2 separate regions of the Mus musculus genome follow, and region 1 is linked to region 2. Evidence: chromatin loops called from intact Hi-C (ENCODE). Cell type or tissue: heart. All regions are shown on one strand.

What was found. A loop is a pair of places that touch in the nucleus more often than their neighbours do. Peaks named below come from ENCODE experiments on the same cell type or tissue, not always from the same donor. Only the 100,000 strongest peaks of a DNase experiment are listed, where the experiment ranks them.
Region 1: a loop joins it to region 2, with 3.0 times the contacts of the local background. A loop is called at or near these places in 11 of 42 quality-filtered maps.

Annotation. Positions count from the first base shown.
Region 1 is chr11:98,147,342-98,152,341 of GRCm38, forward strand. Fbxl20 (F-box and leucine-rich repeat protein 20) reads right to left here and starts at 2,275. Exons shown (of 15, transcript NM_028149.1): 1 at 1,975-2,275. The coding sequence starts at 2,016. It also overlaps a transcript of Med1 not described here. In heart, a CTCF peak has its summit at 4,752 (motif pointing right); DNase peaks (open chromatin) are centred at 1,790, 2,300 and 3,200; H3K4me3 peaks cover 2,832 bases; H3K27ac peaks cover 2,187 bases.
Region 2 is chr11:98,028,631-98,033,630 of GRCm38, forward strand. Rpl19 (ribosomal protein L19) reads left to right here. Exons shown (of 6, transcript NM_009078.2): 4 at 765-885; 5 at 1,145-1,255; 6 at 1,641-1,863. The coding sequence ends at 1,764. Among named protein-coding and RNA genes, the nearest start is that of Rpl19, 4.2 kb to the left of the region's middle. In heart, a CTCF peak has its summit at 3,025 (motif pointing right); a DNase peak (open chromatin) is centred at 3,018.

The sequences.
Region 1 (5,000 bases), 120 kb after region 2:
GGATTCTCTTAGTTCTGAGGATTTTTCTTTTGTTTTTATTTTCAAACAGAATTTCTCTATGCATCCCGACTGTCCTGGAACTCTCCATGTACATTAAACTGGACTGGAATAGGCAGAGATCTGCCTGCCTCTGACTCTTGAGTGCTGCGCTTAAAGGTGTGCAAAAGAGAGCCTGGCAGGTTTGAGTATTTAGAAATTCATGAAGCAAGCAGGACAGTGTGGCACATGCTTTTAATCCCAGCACTCCAGAGGCAGAAGCAGGCAGCTCACTGAGTTTGAGGCCACCCTGGTTTACAGAGCAAAGTTCCACAACAGCCAGGGCTAACACAAAGAAACCCTATCTCAAAACAAAACAACAAAAAAACCCTAAAAACTAAAAATAAAAGCTGAAACAAACCCAAGCAGCAGAGGACAGCGGCTCACATCTAGGACGCTAACTAGCACCTGGGAGGTGGAGGAAACCACCTCAAACTCACTATGGCTTTAACGCACAAATGAGGATCTGTCAGGCTTTCCTCAGTCCTCACCCCAAATGGGAAATTCTCCACTCGGAATAGCAAGTCGGTCAAGAACTATCGAAGTTTTGGACTCTTCCTTTTGAACTCTTTTGGGTAACCCTAAACTGTCAGGTGTCCAGGTAGTAATTTCAATGGTAAAGACTTTCACAGTAGTACTGAACTTGAAACCACCATAAATTATTCTCTTTGGCGGCTCCACTTTAGAGCAATACAACATTTTACATAGGCAGTTTTTATTATTATGCCTCTCCCCCAACCCACCATTAAGTTACAAATGAAAACTCTAATGTAACCAATGAAGTTCTCCACTCCTCACTGCGACTTGGCATACTAAGTCTGAATTTACAGTCTCTCCACAGCTCTCCCTCCTACCTTAACTTTATAACTATAAATACTTTTTCAAGAAATACTAAGACTATACAGAAGTTTCGCCCCTAGGTGAGACTTTCACCCGAAGCCCACAAACTTTTTGTCTCAAATTTATCTTTTAAAGGGAGCTGAAGGGAAACACTGGGTGTTAAAAATACAACAAGAGAGAGGAGACAGGAAGCCAGCAAGTGAGATGAACACTGAGCCTGGGCCCAGCACAGGTCAGTCAGCCTGAGCCTCTGCCAGAAAAGGCCAGGTAACATTTTCTCTTGTGTAAGTTTCTTTGTCTCTCGGCCTACCAATGAAACCTCCAGCACATCTCCAAACTACTGTATTTCATTTCACCAGTACTTAGGATACTTCCCAAAGGAATCCCTTTCTCAGTCGTGAACTCGCTTTTAAAGATCTTTCTGACTATGTACGGTTCCATTCCAAGACTACAAACCTCCTTTTCAGAGGACAAACTTAAGACAAAACAAAAAAACAAAACAAAACAAACCAGGAATGGGTTCTCCGAAGGCTCTCAGACCTTCCTCGCATTCTCGGAACAGATATCTAAGTTCCCAATAAACAATGAACCACAAAAGTATTAGACTACACGGGGAAGAGGAAGTATTAGAATATCCAAACAGCACGAAAACCCCACAGTCGCCTCTATCGTCCCAGTTTACTACCACCCCCAACTTCCTACTTCCACCGAGGACTAATCGATTCCCGCTCGGGTGGAGATTCACGAAGGCAGCAGGCGCTGGCCAGTCGGGGACTGAGTGCTTTCACTGCGTGGTGGAAGGAGGCTAGCCAAGGGCTGGGCAGAGAATGGGAAGCTGGGTGTTATGGGGGAGGGGGGATTTAGGGCGCCAGGGCTAATCCCGGCCAGGGCCCGCGGGTGGAAGGGGCAGCAGGCGAACCTCCCGGAAGGCGAGGCAAGCCGGTGCGCGGGGCTTGCGGGTCGCAAGCAGGGGAGGACGCCGGCGGCCGCATCGGGGGCGGGTGGCGGGCCGCACAAGGGAGGAGGCTCCGGTCGAGCTACTGTTTGGGGTGCGAGAGCTGGCCTTCGCCGCCGCCCGAGACCCCTCCGAGCTCACACCTCAAACCTGCTCTTGGTCACTCCGTTCACGTCCCTCCTCATGGGGCCGGCGGGTGCGGCCCGGGCAGGGCGCTGCGGCGTGCGGAGTGCAAAGATAGGGGCCAGGGCAGGCCCCGGAGTTCCGGGAGCGGGAGGCGGCGGCGGCAGCAAGGCGAGGCTCGCCCGGCCGACGCGGAGGAGCGACCGCTCGAGTCCCGCGGGGGCCTCCACCACCGCCCGCGGCGTCCGCGGCCGCGACGACTGCCAGTCGCTAGCTCGGTCCTCTCCAAAGCCTCAACTTCAACCCAAAACAAAAACACTCCCCACCTGCCAGCAACGCCGCTCCTCATTGGGCAGAGCCGCCCGGGCCTCGGAACGTCGGGGGAGGGGAGGAGCGCTCGGCGGCGGCGGCGCGAGCCCACCCCTCCCCCACCCGGCGCAGCCCCGGACGGTGAGCCCGCGAGCGCCTGGAACGTGGGGTGACCGGGCGCCAGCCCACCAGGACAAGGAGAAGCAGGGAAGTGCCCAAGTGCGCGCCTGCTTCGGTGCGCGCGCGGGCGTGGGGGGGGGGGGCACGGTGTGTGTGCTGTGGGGCGGGTGCGAGTGCGCGCGTGCCCGCGGACCGGCGAGAAGAGCAGAACAGGGACAGGAACATCACCGGATCCCCTCCAGCACTGCGAGGGCTCACTGGCACGTAGCGACCCACGCGGAACCTGAGCTTTCAGCCTAGGGTCCCCAGCTCTGATCTGATCACTTCCCCGGCGGCCTGAGCTGGCACCCACGTCTTTCTGACCACCCAGCTCCCGTCCTCTATCACTCACTGTCGCCTTGAACCCAAAGTGCAGCAGGCGGTCCCTGCTCGGAGCCATTTTCCTCCTCTTTCTAGACGTCTCTAGGTTGGGGCAGTGCCGCCGCCGCTGCCGCCGTAGGTGCTGCCGCCGCCTCCCCCACCCCGGTGAATTGCATTACGGGGTGCTGCAGGGAGGCCTGGGGGGCCCCTGCGGGGCGGATGGCTCTCAGTGCCAGGCTCCAGAAGGCAGGAGCTGGTTGCGCTAAGAGGAGGACGTAGCGCCAGCTCTGCACAGGAGCTGGCAGCGAGGCTACACCTCGGGATCAGGGGGTGCAATGCCCCAGCCCAGTACCCATTCCTTGGGCCGGGGGAGGGGCTGGCGTCAATCGGGTGGGGGCGGGCAAGGCACAAGGGCCATTGGCGTCCCCGCCCCTCCGGCCGCTGGCGCCCAATGGGCTGCAGCGGCTGCTCACCCTCCAATCGGAGAGCTGGTTCGTGAGAGCCACGGCGTGACGCCATTTCGGCGGGAGAAACAAGCATGTAGGAGCGAGTAGGCGGGGGCGGTTGCCCATAGGAAACTCTTCCATTGGATTTCGCTCCTAGTATAAAAGGTAGTCTGTCATCTTTTTGTTAACTCCAGCCTTCAAGACTTCCAAAATCTATGACCTATTTTCCACGAATTATGAAACAACCGAGAGTGAAATTGCTCCGTCAGAGACATTACAAAATGTACCAAACCTGAAATATTAAAAACTACCATAAATCCCAGCCGTCCTAATTAGACCTTAATACTGCTTCCAATTTTATGCTCAAAGCAATTACGAGTTTGTCGTCAGACCTTTTCTACTTAGTTTTAGAACTTGAAAAAGATGAACTTTTAAGAGCAAAAGTGTTACAGTATACCCACATACATGAAATAAGCAAATGTGTACAAAAAGAGAGAAAGGCTGGTCCTCTTTAAAAACTAAAAGAGCAAAATGTTGTGAACCTTTTTTAAAAAAAACTTATGATTTATAGTCCCTAAAATAAAATGTTCCTTTTTTTTTTTTTTTTTTTTTTGAGATTGTTTATGAAGCCTGTTCTGGTCGTCTGGAAGTCAGAGATCCACCTGTCTCTGCCTCCAGTTCTGGCATTAAAGGCATTTGTCACGCCTGACAGAACTTTTTTTTTTCCCTGAAGAGGCATTCCTAAGCAAACTACCTTTAAAAAACTTAGTTCTTTGGCCCACAAAAACCTAGTTCACATGAGACATTCTGAGTCCCACATGTTTTTTTTTTAAATACTTACTTTATGCATATGAGTACACAATTGAGTACACAGCAGAAGAGGACATCTGATCCCATTACAGATGGTTGGGAGCCACCATGTGATTGCTGGGAATTGAACTCAAGACCTCTGGAAGAGCAGTCAGTGCGCTAAACCTCTGAGCCATCTCTCCAGCTCTTCCTCCCCCCCATGCTTTTAAAAGTATTTACTTCAGGCAGTGGGGAAAAACAAAAAACAAAGTTTAGTGGCATCCAAAAGCTGTTTCTCCCAGCAAGAATTACTGATAAAGGTTTAACTGCAAGTCAAGAAAAGGTGAGAAAGAGAAAAGTTGACAGACAAGTATGGGAAAGAAAAAAAAATCTGGCCTCATTGGTCTACCAACTGTGCTGTGGGCTCATTTAGAACAGTACTCAGTGAAGCTGTTGGGTTTCTAATTAATTTGGATTTTTGAGAGGTTAACAAATGGAAATATTCAACGAATATGATTTTATATTGACTGTAATCCCACAAGGTAATCCCAACCTGTAATGCCGCTTAAGGACTGCTTGAGGTCAGAATCCTTCTGGGCTTGCTAGAGACAGACAACAAAAGCCCCAGCACTTGAGAGGAATGCAGGAAGATAAAAGAGTTTAAGGTTCGCCTCAGCAATACAAGTTAAAGGTCTGGCTGGGCTACATGAAACCTAGTCACAAAAAACATAAGCCAGGCTGGTCTCCACAGTGAGTTCCAGACCAGCAGGGGGACATAGTGAGAATCTATCTTAAAAAAACAAAACAACAAACAATAAAAAACACAGAGGCACATTTCTTTTTATCAAAGAAATTTATTTGCATGTAAAGAAAGTTTTATTTTTGTGTTGTTTTAAGAGGGAAAATCCACAGATTTTATCCACTTTCAAAAATGAAAAAATTATTTACAGAACAGACATACACACAGAAAAGCAAATTAGAAATGCCTTTAAGAAAACACCCTTTCCATTGCTCCTGATGTA
Region 2 (5,000 bases):
ACAAGTTGGCACTAGTGCTGAGTTTGTTGGTGGGAAAAGATGTCAGCATTAAGTCCCTACATTCTGCTTATGCTGGGGATTCTACTGGGTGTTTTTTGTTTTTTGTTTTTTTTCAAGACAGGGTTTCTCTGTAGCCCTGGCTGTGCTGGAACTCACTCTGTAGACCAGGCTGGCCTTGAACTCAGAAATCTGCCTGCCTCTGCCTCCCGAGTGCTGGGATTAAAGGCGTGCACCACCACTGCCCAGCTTACTGGATGTTTTTAAATGGGATTGAAAGGGGTGGCTAGGAAGTTGGGGTACGCTTACTGATGATCATGCAGGGGATGTGAAGTTTGGTCCCAGCTCTCGTGGCCCACCTGTTTGGGGAAATGACTTGTAGGGCCATTGTTGTTTACAGGATAGGGGGTCATACATACTACCCTTTGTCCTGCCACAGCCTCATGGCTCATAGAGTGAGAGTTTGTGCTAAAGCTGGTGGATCTCAATTTCAAGACCCGCTTTAGTGCTGTCCCCAGCCCTGAAAGGAGAAATTAGTTGTTAATGTCTGTGTTTATTGAGACTGTCCTCTATACAGCTCTGACCTGTGCAGAGCCATCCATCCGTCTCTGCTGTTTGTCTTCTCTTGACTCAGTAGGTAACAGAAATTAAGTGTTTGGATGGACCTAATATTTCTTAAAATGAAAGACAGGTGAGGGGAAGACAGCTCAGTTGCCTCTGGTGAGTAACTTAAAACTTAAAGAGTCTCGATTCTAATTCTTGCTCAGGGAAGAGGAAGGGTACTGCCAATGCTCGGATGCCTGAGAAGGTGACCTGGATGAGAAGGATGAGGATCCTGCGCCGGCTTCTCAGGAGATACCGGGAATCCAAGAAGATTGACCGCCATATGTAAGCTCCCACTTTTATGGCTTTGTCTTTTCATCCATCTCTGTCTCAGTTTGAACAGGGAATCCGCCAGAGAAGTGGGTTATTTTCCCCTTATGCTATCAGTAGCCTAAGATTTAAATTGGCCAGGCAGGTAGTGTGTAGGAGCTGCCCCCAAAGCCTTTGGGGACTGGAGTCCCTGTAATAACAGACTTAGTGACCTTGGGGAGAGGAACAAACCCACATGTCCCACTGTTAACCAGAGTTACACTGTCTCCTGCAGGTATCACAGCCTGTACCTGAAGGTCAAAGGGAATGTGTTCAAAAACAAGCGCATCCTCATGGAGCACATCCACAAGCTGAAGGCAGACAAGGCCCGCAAGAAGCTCCTGGCGTAAGTTCAAGATGGATCTTGGGGCTGGAGAGATGGCTCAGGCTAAGAGCCCTGGCTGCTCTTCCAGAGGTCCTGAGTTCAATTCCCAGCAACCACACGGTGGCTCACAGCCATCTGTAATGTGTTCTGATGCCCTCTGCCCTCTTCTGGTGTGTCTGAAGATAGCAGCAGTGTACTTATGTACATTAAATAAGTAAATACTTTTTAAAAAATGTTATTTAATAAAAAAACCTACCACCTGCCCATCCTCACCTATCTAGGTGAAGCAGGAACTGCTGCTATTCTTTGGGCTGATGTGGCTCCAAGGGTTTAGAGGTCTGGGGTGTGCCTCTTTCCAGCTATTCATCTGTGCCCAGACTGACTCTCTTTCTCTTTCTTGCACCAGTGACCAGGCTGAGGCTCGCAGGTCTAAGACCAAGGAAGCACGAAAGCGCCGGGAGGAGCGCCTCCAGGCCAAGAAGGAAGAGATCATCAAGACTCTGTCCAAGGAGGAGGAGACCAAGAAATAAAGCTTCCCTCGTGTCTGTACATAGCGGCCTGGCTGTGGCCTCATGTGGATCAGTCTTTAAAATAAAACAAGCCTTTGTCTGTTGCCCTCTTGTTTAGCAGTTTTGGCTGCTGTGTCTTAATGAGAGCTGGCCACGGGACCCTGGGATGTCAGCCTAGACTTCAGGGTGGTATTGGGACTTACTGAAGGGTCACCTATTTCTTGTAGCCATAAGTGATGTTTCTGTTCTCTAGAGTGGCTGAGTCCATCAAGCAGCCTGTGTGCTCAGATGCTTGAGACCAACCTGCCTTAGCATCTCATGAAGCATTGACTGAGTGGTTGTTGGTTATGTAGCCCTGGCTGTCCTGGAACTCACGCTGTAGACCAGGCTTGGCCTCAAACTCAGAAATCTGCCTGCCCCTGCCCCCCAAGTGCTGGGATTAAAGGCATGCGCCACCACTGCCTGGCTGGGTTTGTTTAAGATTTATGTATATGAGTGCTCCTCATTTACACCAGAAGAGGGCATCCAATTTCATTGCAGATGGTTGTGAGCCACTATGTGGTTACTGGGAATTGAACTCTAGAAGAGCAGTCAGTGCTGTTAACTGCTGAGCCATCTCCAGCCTGTACTTACCCTGTTAGCTGCTGTTTATAAGGTTTTTAATAATTGCTGTGAGCTGAGTACATTGACCCTGTAGACTTGACACTATAATGAAGTAGGGTCAATCACGTCCATTTTGTCAATCACTGAGAGGAGCATGGATGAACAAGGAGGATGCTGTGTGATGGTTTAACATGTCTGGTGACAGGTCGGCTCTGAGTTACACTTGGATTACCAGGGTAAGTTGTGTCCTCAGTAGCAGGGCCTTTCAAGGAAGCAGTGGAAAGAATGAGGTGGAGGAGGCAGGTGTATAGAGGCACAAGGGCCGGTAGACCCCAGGGCTCTGCTTTATCCAGTTCTGGGCCTGGAAGAAAGCAGGTGGTAGAAGGCTCTAAGACCAGACTCAGAAACAACACCTTCCTATGTGGCTAGGTACAAGGCCTGGCACAGGGGAGTTATTTCTGCCTTTGCTACCATGGGCTCTTCCTATAAGACTTTTCCTAATGGCAAAGCTTCCAAGGCCTGGAGAAAAGGAGTGTCCTCGGCCAAGCTCTCAGCTTAGCCTGGACATAAGTCCAGCTCAACTGAGGGGAAAGTTTAGAGACCACCCTATCCCAGACAGGGACCACAGAAGGGGACTGCAGTGATCCAAGCATAATAGTCACGGTTCCATTCTGAGCCAGGAGATGGCGCTGTTCGTTCACTGCTGGTTTGTATACTCCAGCTTCTCCGGCTTTTTGTTTGGTTGACATTGGGTGATTTTGAAAGGTTAAAATGTTTATTTAAATTTTTTTTTTTTTTTAAAGATTGATTTATTATATGTAAGTACACTGTAGCTGTCTTCTGACACTCCAGAAGAGGGAGTCAGATCTCATTATAGATGAGGACTTACTTGCGTTGATGTTTTGCGTACATGGAGTGGATGTCTGTGTGAAGATACCAGACATTCTGGAACTGGAATTATAAATAGTTGTGAGCTGCCATATTGGGAATTGGCAGCTGGGAAATGAACCTGGGTCCTCTGGAAAAGCAACATCTGAGCCATCTCCCCAGCCCTATGGCAGTTTGTTTTAATGTCAACTTGCCACAAATTAGAATCAACTGAGTAGGGAGCCTCACCTGAGGAATTCGCATTGCCTTAATAAATGTTAGGAAGACACACCCGCCAAGGGTCCAGATAAAGAAGGGCCACAGGAGAAGGACAATTACTCCTTTGTCTAATTGATCTTCTCTTGTGCCACCAAGTTAACTTAGGCTGCGCTACAGCAATTCCAGGCTTCCACCACTGACTACAAAACAATGGCTCGCTAAAGACTAGGTTTTCCGTGCCAGAGGGGGCTGCTTAGGCTCCCAGCCTTAGGACCTGAGCCAGTCAGTAAGCAGCACTCTCCAATGGTCTCTGCTTCCATTCCCAACCCCAGGTTTTCGACCTTGAGTTCCTGCCCTGGTTTTCCTCAGCTGTAACCTGTAACCCAAATAAACCCTGTCCTCGTCCAAGTTGTTTTAGGTCATTTTCACACAGTGACAGACAGAGAAGCAAACTAGGAAAGATACAGGAAGTGATGGATGGGCTGAGGGTTCTCAAAAAACCACTCATGACAGACAATGCTCTGCCACTGAGCTATCCTACTGTTCTTTTCTGTTATCCCACTGTTATTTTCTCCTGACAGCCACCCCAGACCTGGAAGGAACACCTCTCCTATCACCGGCTCTGACACTTTGACAAGAAAATACATGAAGGGAGTCTAATTTTCAGAGAACTTCAAGCATCAGGCCTCCCTAAATAGGGCTGGAAAGAGGGCTCAGCGGTTAAGAGCATTGGCTGCTCTTGGAGAGATCCTGAGTTCAGTTCCCAGCAACCACATGGTGGCTCATAACCATCTGTAATGGGATCAGATGCCCTCTTCTGATGTGGTGACCTCATATACATAAAAGTAAATAAATAAATCTTTAAAAGAAAGAGCCAGGCGTGGTGGCGCACGCCTTTAATCCCAGCACTCGGGAGGCAGAGGCAGGCAGATTTCTGAGTTCGAGGCCAGCCTACAATGGAAGCAGAGACCATTGGAGAGTGCTGCTTACTGACTGGCTCAGGTCCTAAGGCTGGGAGCCTAAGCAGCCCCCTCTGGCACGGAAAACCTAGTCTTTAGCGAGGTCTACAAAGTGAGTTCCAGGATAGCCAGGGCTATACAGAGAAACCCTGTCTCGAAAAAAGAAAAAAAAGAAAAATAAAGAAAGAAAAAGAAGGAAGGAGGAAAGAAAAAAGAAAAGAAAGATAACTGTTGAATCCACTCCAGGCCCTGGAAATCCAATCAACTTAGCCCTGAAGTATAGCTTTGCAGCATAGGATGTTCTTAGCATGAGTTCCAGCCCCAGCTCCAACCTCCTTAGCCCCTCCAGCCCCTCACAATGGGCCCTTTCATTCAAGAGTACACGACTTGGGGCTGGAGAGATGGGTAGCTGTTTAGAGCGTTTGCTGCTACTCCTGAGGACTCGATTGATTTCAATTCCCAGAGCGCACACTGGGCAGTCCCAGCCACCTGTGACTCTGGCCCTAATGCCGTCTGCCCTTCCTTGGCACCCACTCATATCTAGCACACACACATAGGAACACACACATTAAAAATAAAAACAAAGCCGGGTGTGCTGGCACACACCTT